2 separate regions of the Homo sapiens genome follow, and region 2 is linked to region 1. Evidence: read pairs that join two places in POLR2A ChIA-PET (ENCODE). Cell type or tissue: PC-9. All regions are shown on one strand. Links, peaks and the distances in the headings refer to the core of each region. The heading gives the core; the rest is flanking DNA. Region 1 holds the start of LIPI (lipase I). Region 2 holds the start of LOC105377134 (a long non-coding RNA gene).

Region 1 (5,387 bases), core at 211-5,210:
AGAGATGATTTAAATTGTGGTAACTTCATTGCAGAAGCTCCCAGGCAAATGCGGGGAGATACATTTCTTTGGGTCCAAAGAATAAATGAACAAATCATGAAGATATTAAACTATAAATAATTTTTGAAAGAATCGATGTTTGCATGGATGTGGATACAACAGAAAACTAGAATTAAAGTTTATTTTCCTAGAAAGTGCTCCCTAGATGAGTTTTTGAAACTGGTCGCAGAGGTTTTAAGTGGACTCCAAAAGGAACTTGAGAAAGCAAATACCAAGGGATATACTGGTGAGAGTGAGCCAGTTTTGTGTCTAAGCCAGAATTTTTGAGGATGGCAGCTAGGGTTTGTGTCAGGATCCAACGGCTGTACTTTGTTTCAGGGCTATACTTTGTATATGGTGTACCAGGCTAAAGGCTTAGTTCTTTCTTGGGGATAATTTTTGTTTTTAATAAAAGTCTTATGAACAATAAAATTACAAGAAAGGAGAAAGAAAACTTAGAATCTCAATACTTTGATAAATCAGCTGTCAACTGTTAACTTGGCTTCCTTTCTGAAGCTACCATACGTCTACATAGGACCTTGAGATCATCTCATGAATATCATATAGGTGATCAGAACATTATTTGACCTTTAGTTTGGCATCGTGATAAAATTTCATTTTGAATTGAGGAAGCATGCTTTTATCTGGTTGATGGACCAAAAAAAGTCATCTTTTCTAATGAAAAGGTACACATTTTAGGAAATCCTAATTTCTAATTGATCTCTGACATTACATAGTTTTATTACTTTGAACAAGTAATTTCTCTTTGGAATTCGGATTCTGTTTCTTAAGGAATGGATTGGACTAAATATAGTTACTTCATTTAATAGGTATTTTCTGAATGCTTAATTCTTGGAAAACAAAGGGAAATATAAAAGTCTGACCTCCTAAAGCTTATACTTTGGGAGAGACAGCCTTTCTACCCTCACAAATATAATATAAATGCTAGTAACTTCAGTAGTTACCTTCAACTGATATAAGTCCTGTCTCCATTTTTTTTTTTCCTTTTTCTTTCCTCTATCATCAGTAGAGTTGCGGTACAGTAAGAAGGAGTTAAGGAAACACTCATATTGTAGGCAAATAAATATATGTTGATCAAATGAATGGATACTTGCAAGTCTCTGTTATGTGTAGACCTCTTGATTTATTTGTATTCATTTACTTCATAAATCTCATCAAAGCAACATATTTCCTCCTTGAATTCCCCTCAGACACTTCTTATATGCAAGCTGTATCTTCAGGTTTCAGTTTAAACCATTGCATGTATATGAGTGCGTATGCTACAAACCTTTAACTACACTTGTAATTAATGTTCATATTATATTGTTCTATTGAAATTTGCATCCTTCTTTGTCTACAAATGTGCATAATTTTGGTGTTATAATATCCTCTTCTGGCCGTACATAAGTTTATAGTGCTTATAATTCTAGAATACTTAGTTAATATTATAAACTCTGAAAGTCAGCTTCTGTAGTTAGCAATTTTTTCAGAATATGATCTCAATATATCATTTTTCTAATGTAAGCATGTTCTGTTTCTTAACTCATATTGAATGCATGCATGGTAATAAATCTAGTAGTAGGTTAAAAATAATTCACTTCACTTTCAGTATTTACTGTACCATTAGTCATATATCAGGTTTTAATGGGTTAAATACATGTAACACTCTATAAAGAGCTAGCCTTTCTTCATTTATATCAGGATGTCTGATGTCCCTAGCTGAATGAACATATAATAAATGAAAATATATGTATATATACATGTATACCTCTGTATGTCTATATATGTATAATTAGAGCTCATTTCTTTATCTTCTTTTGCCCAGCCAACTTTTTTTTTTTTGAGATGGAGTTTTGTTCTTGTCGCCCAGGCTGGAGTGCAATGGCCCAATCTCGGCTCACTGCAACCTCCGCCTCCCAGATTCAAGCAATTCTCCTGCCTCAGCCTCTGAGTAGCTGGAATTACAGGTGTGTGCCACCATGCCCGGCTAATTTTTGTACTTTTAGTAGAGACAGGGTTTCACCATGTTGGCCAGGATGGTCTCAAACTCCTGACCTCAGGTGATCTACCCGCCTTGGCCTCTCAAAGTACTGGGATTATAGGCGTGAGCCACTGTGCCCGGCCCTGTGCAGCCAACTCTTACTCTCTTTTGTAGTTAAGCCCAGGCAACATGTCCTGCAATGCTTCTCTGAACTCTGCCTTCCAAATTAGCTGGCCACTCCACTTGTGTGCTTCCATAGTTCCCTAGGTACACTTCTGTCAAGTCCTTCTCACTGGGAACTAGTATAGAGTAAATATATTTCAGTACCTAAGACAATCTTTGACACACCTGTAGGTGTATAATAAATAGCTATTGAAAGAATACAGATTAAATAAATTAATGTCTTTACTTTGTATCCCCAACAACAAAGTCTGTGCCTGGAAATCAATAGGTACTTAATAAAAGTTGCATAAGTGAATGAACAACTGAAACAGAAGGAAGGAAGGAAGGAAGGAAGGAAGGAAGGAAGGAAGGAAGGAAAGGAGGTTGGCCAACTACTATTAAGGGATTTTATTGGATGCTTTTTTAAATTGAACTCATTTTTGTCTTCACTTTTTTAAACACTTATTTTGTCTTTATTCTGATTTTTTCTGAACCATATTTTTGTCAAGTAAATACAGTTTTTCAATTGTTTTATGTGTATTAGATGTTTATTATAAATAAATATTGTTAAAATTTAAGGAAATAAAGTAAAAATTACTGACAAATTTATCATGCAGAGATAACTATTTTGGAGGAAAACCTTCCAGACTTTGAAATATATATATATCACACTTTAGGAAAATATATATATATATTTATATATATCACACTTTAGGAAAATAAAGCATGCTATATAATACTGTTTTTTAGCTTGCCCTCTGCCCTCTAAAACTTTTTGTAATGAAAAAGGTGTAATGAAGGCCTTTTACACCAATAAATACTGATCAATCTGTATCATTAGTTTTAATCCACAGTAGATACCTAATTAGACTAATCTCTCATTGTTAGATTTTATATTGCTTTCATTTTTTGACTGTTATTGGAATGGTGAGATGAATGTCTTTGCTCATATATTTGTGCACATGTAGGCCATTTGCCACATAAAAGGACCTTGGATGTGTCTGTAGGAAAGTGTCTTGGATTTCTGTAGGAAGTATCTTTGTTGCTTAATTGCTGAGTCAAAGGGTAAGATTGTTAAACATTTTGACACATTGACAAATTAATAAAAGGTTGTGACAAAATATATTGTGATAAACAATGATTTTCCATCTCAAACACTAATTAACTCACTTGTAAAGTGCTTGAAGAACGCCTGATACATAGGGCTCAATAAATTTTAAATCTTCATCATCATCATCACATCATCATCATGAACATCCCCTTTGAGTTAATGTTTACATTGTAAGTGTGTATGTAAGCTACTTACAATCATTTTTTATATCCAAGGAGGACTAAACAAGTGCTCAAATAGATTGTCTTACTAAACTATTGGCATTTTGTAACTTTGTCATCCCCCAATATTTTCCTATTTAATGCAATGAACATTAATAACCTCATCTTTCTCATATTGGCAGTAGGCAAAATACATGATAATGAAGAAGCATGATTTTTAATTTTGAAACTCTATATTATACTGCCTGATATGCCAGTATTTTTCAGTATGAACTCATAAAGATGAAAGTAAATGTGCAAGAGTCATATTATAATGCCACATTGAAAGCACAAAGAGAAAAGGAAATTATAAGTGAAGGAGGAAAGATTTGTATTTTAATTTATTAAGTAAAATTTGTTAGGAAAAATTTGTTCTAGGATGTATGACACATTATCTTTCTTCCCATATTCTGAAATGATGTGGCTTATTTATATCTTTGTTAGAGAGGTGCAGTTCTTACAGCTAAGTGCTGTGGAAGGACCTAGATTATTTTTGGTCTTCAAACAAATTGTAGTGGTGGTATTTTTTAAAAAATGGAAATCTCATGTAAAACACCCAGAGATCAGACAGTTCAAAATAATGATGGAACTTCCTCAGCAGTTAAATGTTTGTGATTTTTTTAAACTAATACTTCATTTTGTTTGTGAATTTTCTCAAATACTTCCCCAGACCTCAGATTAGTTTCTGCAGATTTATAACATACAAAAAACACTTCTGTTCTTACTGTATTTTTGGAACTTTAGAGAAACTTGAATTTTTTAAAAATGAATTAATTTTTAAACTTTCAATTTATGTACTTAGAACAACTCCCAATTTTTCTTGCTTACTAAAGTCCATTGCTAAGAAAAGAAGATAATTAAGTAAACATGTAAAAAGAAAATGTATGCTAATTTTAAAATGGTCATCATATTAAATACTTTTTTTTTTATAATTTTCACCTTTTAGCCTCAAGTGATGAGCCAAAATTTTGAATGTTAAAATAGCCCCTGCTTTGGGGATGTAAAATAACATAAATATGAAAAGCTCATCTTTTATACTTGAAAGAGCTTAATGGATATGGCTTTCATTATTGATTTATGGTATATAAAGATATCTTAGTTTGTAGTCAAAGTGAATATAAACCACAACTTTTTCTGACTCTTTCCATTTCTAGCATTTTCTAACATCACATTTGCATATTTTCCTGACCGCTTCTGAAATCCTGAGGTTAAAAGGAATACAGAAAGATGTAATTAGATTTATCATTCCCTTAAATTCAACTTGTGTAGCTGAAGGTTTGTTTGTGACTTATTACAGAGCCTGTGACTTAAAAATCCTTCCCACAACCACAAGCTAAAGTGGGAGAAAACAAACTACCTCACCTTTTCAACCAAGAGGGAGGAGCAAAAATCAGTGAACTTTTACAGAAGAACCTGCCAGCCTGTGATGATCCTACCAAAGAGAAACCTCAATGAGTTACGGAATTTCCTTTTTGGTGAATTGAGTGCTGTTTTTGCTTTTCTCAGATTCCAAATGAGAGTATACATTTTTCTTTGTTTGATGTGCTGGGTGAGATCTGGTAAGATATTAATTAATAATTTGATTTATCTTTAAAAATTGCATATAAAATAGTGTGGTCTGTATTCTGGGATAAAGAATGTTATGATATAATGGGATAAAAATATGTTAGATTATTGGTACTAATTATAACAAACATTACTATTAAGAAAACTTCTGTGTGTGTACGTGTGTGTGTGCATGTGTTTGTTTAATAAGTTGACATTTTGCATTTTATTTCCTTGCCAGATAATTAGTAACTAGAAAACCTTTTTTTAAAAAAAGATGTAACTAGAGAATAAATAGAAATACTCAAGAGAAAAAAATTCAGTAATGGAGAAATTAATTTGGTATTTA
Region 2 (5,387 bases), core at 105-5,104, 190 kb after region 1:
CAGCTTAACGAAAAGAGACACCCTTCCCATTGTGACTTCAATAATACTCTCTCTTCTTTTTTTCTAAACCTACCACAGAGTCAGACACGGACCACACATTTCCATCTTTTTCTCATATACAATTGGCTGAACAATTTCATCTTCGATGGTAAAAAAAAAAAAAAAAAAAAAGCCTATTTGTTCAGATCCCTGAACTTTGACCTATTCTCAGCCTGATTCAACATTCAATCTCTCTTTATTAACCTCCTAAGAAAAAGCTGACTTCAGGGTTGAACGCTCTCTGATTTAGAATCTGATTTTGCCACCCTTCATTCTGCCCACCCTCTCTCACCTTCCTTCTAATCTGATTTGCTCTTTCCAACTTTTTTTAAAAGCCCTTTTCTGCCTATCCTTTGAGATCCAATTTACAGTTAATTAAAAAAACCGAAGTTGAAATAAGTGAGCAAATCTATACAGGGGGACAAACTCAGGGAGTGGCAGTGCTTTCTGGAACAGGGACATCTGACTCAAGTGTCAAATCAGGCCACCTTATCCCTTGGGACTTTCTCTCACCCCCATACTCCTCACTGAAGTGCTCAATGCCCACCCTCCCAGGAGACACTGCACTGTGCCCCACTCCGCTTTTTGCTTTGCAGGTTCTTGCACTGCCTCCCTGGGGTGGGTTTTTCTTGTCCTTCAGGTTAGTTTCTCTCCCTTCGCAAATATAAGACAATTCAGAAGACAGGAATAGTCTATCTTTTTCTCTGAATACCAGCATCTGATTGGCTGACAAGCAATGTGTTTCCATGGAATGCAAACTGGGGTTGGGGGAAAAAAAAAAAAAAAAATCTTAAAAATCCCAAGGGATTCTTTTTTTACAGGAAGGGTAAGCCTGGATATTTCTCTCACCCCCAGGGCATTCAGCTGCTCCTTTGAGAAGCTGTACTCCCATCCCTCATTGTGTCCTCTGGAAGATTACCAAAGGGCTGATATTCACCAGAACTCCCAAAAGACATGGCTCTGGTTTGTATCTTGGGCCATCTCAAGACAGTTCTAAAACTCAGGACTAGAAAAAGGCCCGAATGTGGCTAAGGAAACATTGCCCCATAAAGTTTCCCAAGGAAAACCTCAATCCCAAGATGTCCTAATAAGGGCGTTTGTGCTAAGGGAGGATACAAGGAGAAACAGCAGAAAGATTTTTTACAGCTGAGTGCCAGGGGATTATTTTCTGCTTTTTTCTCATGTGAAATATTTGTAAGTAGAAAACAAGTATTTTACAAATTGCCATCCACTGCTCTGTGAAAAAGTGATTAATTAAAATACTGTTTCTGAAATGTGCAATAAAGGACAAAAATAGTTGATAATGTATGGGAGGGGAGAAGTTGCCTTTGGGGAATGTCAGCAAGAAACCGGAAATTTAAGATTTTACTTCAAGCCAGGTTAGGCTGGCAGAACAGAGTAGTGGATGTGAGACCCTGCTTGCCACACATTTGGAAAATGCAGGCGAAAACCAGTGTCTTTGATTAAAGTTAAAATAATTACATAGCAGTCAATTAGATTGAAGTGGCTCTAGTGGTCTAGGCCTCTATGTAAAAAAAGAAACCTAACTCAAATGCATTTTTTCTAAGTTACTACCTTAGGAGGAAACGAAATTCAAGCTTAAACAACTACAAACCTCCAATTAATCCCTGATTACATAACCAGGAAATTTCCACCCAGACACTCCAAATAAAGCGACTACATAACTGTACCCAATTATTTAATTGTCTTTGCTTCCTCACACACCTTATACAAGCCTTTCTTTCAAGACCTTCTAGTAGCCCCCAAACCACAAACCATTGCTGAGCGCTGTCCCATTAATTAATCACTGTTTACTCATATAAGCTGTCTATGTTTTAATGGTGCCTCAGTCTAATTCTGAACAGGGTAAGGTAGGGACGGGGGACCCCACGGACCACAGCTCCTTCCACGCAGGAACCCTGCACACCGAGTCGGCGTCTTTCCGATGACTTTCGCCTCATCACCTCACAACCTGGGGAAGATGCAGGGCTGCGGGCGCAGAGCTGCGCAAAGAGGGCTACAGGCTGGGGCCAAAGCCGCCGTGCAGGGACAGGACAGGACGCCCGGAGTCCCTGCACCGGAGGGGACTGAGGGCTGAGCTGCAGAGGACTCGACTCGCAGACTAGGTCCCGTCACCGCCATGTCCAGCCGGTTCCAAGGAGTCCCCTCCCCAGTCTCGGGACGCCCTGCCCCCCACACTCACCATTTCTCGGCTTCAGGGGTGTCCTGGAGTCTTAGCTATAAATCATTCAATGCCAGCAGGTCACAGAGCGACGGAGGGAGTGGCAGAATCACCGAAGTCTCCCGGAGCAGAGGACACAAGGCAATGAAGCCCTAACCCCGCTCTCTGGCTGAAGTGAGACAAAGGCCGCGCCAGATTCCGGAAGCCGCCCCTTCCTCCCTGGCTGCGCGCCTGATTGGACAGTTCCCACCCCAGCGCCCTGATTGGATAGTAGTGCAGGCACCGCGCCCTCAGGCCTTGCGTGTCAGAAGATGCTACCATACACTGTACGGAATGAGCCGAGAGTGTCAGGCTCTTGGCTCCAGTCACTTTCAGGCAGGGCTTTCTGTCTGTGCTGCGCCTGGCTCTAACCAGGGGTCATTTTTTAGCATTGTGGTGTATAACGTTATGAAGGTTATGTTCGTTTATAAAACACACACACACGTTGTTCACAAATGGAAGCAATATAATGACAATTATTTAATATTTCAGATTTCATAACCTTTCTGGCCGCCGGTCTTTGGAGTGGGACACCTAAGATTTTAAGAGAGAAGCAATCCTCTAAAAAATAAAACGTTAGCTATTGTGAATTTTAAATGTTTTATTAGCCAGATCAAAAATAGTAATAAAAAGACTCCGGACATGGTGGCTCACGCCTGTAATCCCAGCACTCTGAGAGGACAGAGGTCAGAAGTTCGAGACCACTCTGGCCAACATAATGAATCCCTGTCTACTAAAAATACAAAAATTAGCCGGGCATGGTGGTGGGCACCTGTAATCCCAGCTGCTTGGGAGGCTGAGGCAGGAGAATCGCTTGAACCCAGGAGGTGGAGGTTGCAGTGAGCTGAGTTTGTGCCACTGCACTGCAGCCTGGGTGACAGAGCAAGACTCCATCTCAAAAATAATAGTAATAATAAAAAGAAACAAGTGAAATTGTTTGTAATACTGTTTAAGCCATTATACCCAAAATATTATTTTTCATGTGTGGTCAACAAATAATTATAAATATTTTGGATCTAAATCTTTTAAACTCGCTGTGTATTTTATGTTTGCAGCACATTTTACTTCAAACCAGCAGCCATGAGGGCTCTGATGCTCCGATCTCAGGGAGGTGAAGGCCTGAACACCTCTTTTCTGCTGGAAGTGGGCTCTCTCCCTACCAACTACTGGCCTCTCTCTACTAACTTTTCTCCTCAGGCTCAAGGGTGGGAGGGTCAGTGCCCCTAGAGAGATCAGGGGCTGCAAGCAGAGAGTGTCACGTAGAGACCACTGTCTCCCAGTTGCTGTTTGATGGGAGTTTCTCTTCCTTTCAAATATCAAACAGTAAACAAAAAATGATGGGGCCCCAGGAGGGGAGAACACCATGTCTTCAGATCTCTTTACAGCCTTGACCTCCAGAGTTCAGATGTGGAGGGAATAGATAAAAGTCAAACTCCTTATTTTGCTATTTGGCTTTGGACCTAATTGTCTGTCTGTAACTGTGTGTTTTTCTCCTGTGGTGTGGGGCACTGCGTGCGTTTAAGCACCAGTCATATGCATCCACATCTACCTGCACTTCCATATAACTCAATACCATCTAACAACAAATCTAACTCTAAATAAAGGGCAAATAAAATCAGTACTTACAGGGTGCCAAGCATTTGCAGGTTATTTGTAATCAATCTGTCCTGGCATCCTGGCATCCTGTCTTTAATGGTTGTATATATTAGTAAGCATAATAAACAATCCCAAACGCTCATGATTGAGCTGGTTAGAAATTTAGGCTGGGCTCAGCTGGGCTATTCTTCAGGGCTCAGAATGGCTCCTTCAGACGTTGAGTGGTGAACGGCTGGTGAATTAAGTGGCTCTGCTTCTGTAAGTGAGCTGTCAATGGGGACATTTTGGCTTTTGCCCAGCAGGCCAAAATGGGCTTGTTCTCATGGAGATGGAAGGGTTCTGAAAAAGAAAACGGAAGCATTTGAGACTTTTTGAGCCTAGGCCCCAAACTAGCACACTGTCATATGCACAGCTTTGGCCTGTGCAAATAAGGCCATAAAGATTCAAGATGTGGAAAACAAATTCTGTCTCTTAATGGGAACCACTATAAAATCCATTGTCAAGGCATGAACACAAGAAGAAATTTTAAAAATTTGCTGTTGTTTTCAATCAATTTTAGTATGGCCTTTTTTTGCAGATGAGGTTTATATAACTGTCCCACAGCTTCTAACTCAGCTGGGCTGGGACTCAGGATCAACTCTGCCTGACTCTGAAGCCTATGCACCTCCGTAGACCACACTCCTCAACCAGGTTTCCTGGTCCTTCAAGGTGCTGCACAGTGGCACTTCTGAAATAGAAGCAAGATTTCTTTGAGATTCTCATCCTGTCCATCTAGTACTCTTCACCATTGGAAATAATTCATTCCAGGGAATGCTTCTGAAGTCTCTTGGAAAAACTGGAAACAATTTGAGGAAATGGCTGAGCACTGAGTTTAGGAAATTAATGCCCAACATTCTATTTTTAATTTCTCATCATAGGAGAAATTTGAAAACACCTATAATGCACTCCACATATCTGCAAACTCTGTCTCTTTTTTTTTTTTGTATTTCTAGGCTATTTATGATTTTTAACACAGACTAAATCAAATTACTGTGCCTGAAAAACCTTTTGCTTTGAAGGCAAGTGACATAAAGACAGAGCTGCTGATATTTTTTCCTGCTGCAATTTAGCCAATCAGCAGAATATGCTTTGAAGGGTAAAGATGTTTTCTAAGACCCCACATTCAGGAGCAGCTATGGGGCAAATCCCTAAAGCACACATGAAAATCACATACAGCCAATGTATTCCTCACCCTGAATCAATGCTTCTCACCCTTGGCTGCATATTTCAATAACCTTGTAGAGGAGTGTTTAAAGTCTTCAAACCCAAGTTGCAATGGGGTAATTAAGTCAGAATCTCTGGAGTGAGACCTAGGCAACAGTGTGACTTAAAGCTTTCGGGTGATTATAGCACACAGCTCAACTCCCATGTTACTGCTTTAAACCAACATCTTTTGGAGAGCCAGTTGAAATTATTTCTCAAATTAACATAGAAGTGTTTGCTGCTGAGTTGCGGCCTTTCAGTCTTGATTACTTACTTTCTATCCTTTGCA

The links. Peaks named below come from ENCODE experiments on the same cell type or tissue, not always from the same donor. Only the 100,000 strongest peaks of a DNase experiment are listed, where the experiment ranks them.
Region 2: POLR2A ChIA-PET joins it to region 1 with 5 read pairs; 2 of 35 experiments call an interaction of 5 or more read pairs at or near these places.

The regions. Positions count from the first base shown.
Region 1 is chr21:14,210,465-14,215,851 of GRCh38, reverse strand. LIPI (lipase I) reads left to right here and starts at 4,897. Exons shown (of 10, transcript NM_001302998.2): 1 at 4,897-5,052. The coding sequence starts at 5,007. In PC-9, for the core only: no CTCF peak of the experiment used is centred there; no DNase peak of the experiment used is centred there.
Region 2 is chr21:14,024,453-14,029,839 of GRCh38, reverse strand. LOC105377134 (a long non-coding RNA gene) reads right to left here and starts at 2,408. Exons shown (of 3, transcript NR_188593.1): 1 at 2,243-2,408. RefSeq lists an enhancer at 1,947-2,016. In PC-9, for the core only: no CTCF peak of the experiment used is centred there; a DNase peak (open chromatin) is centred at 2,469; H3K4me3 peaks cover 1,345 bases.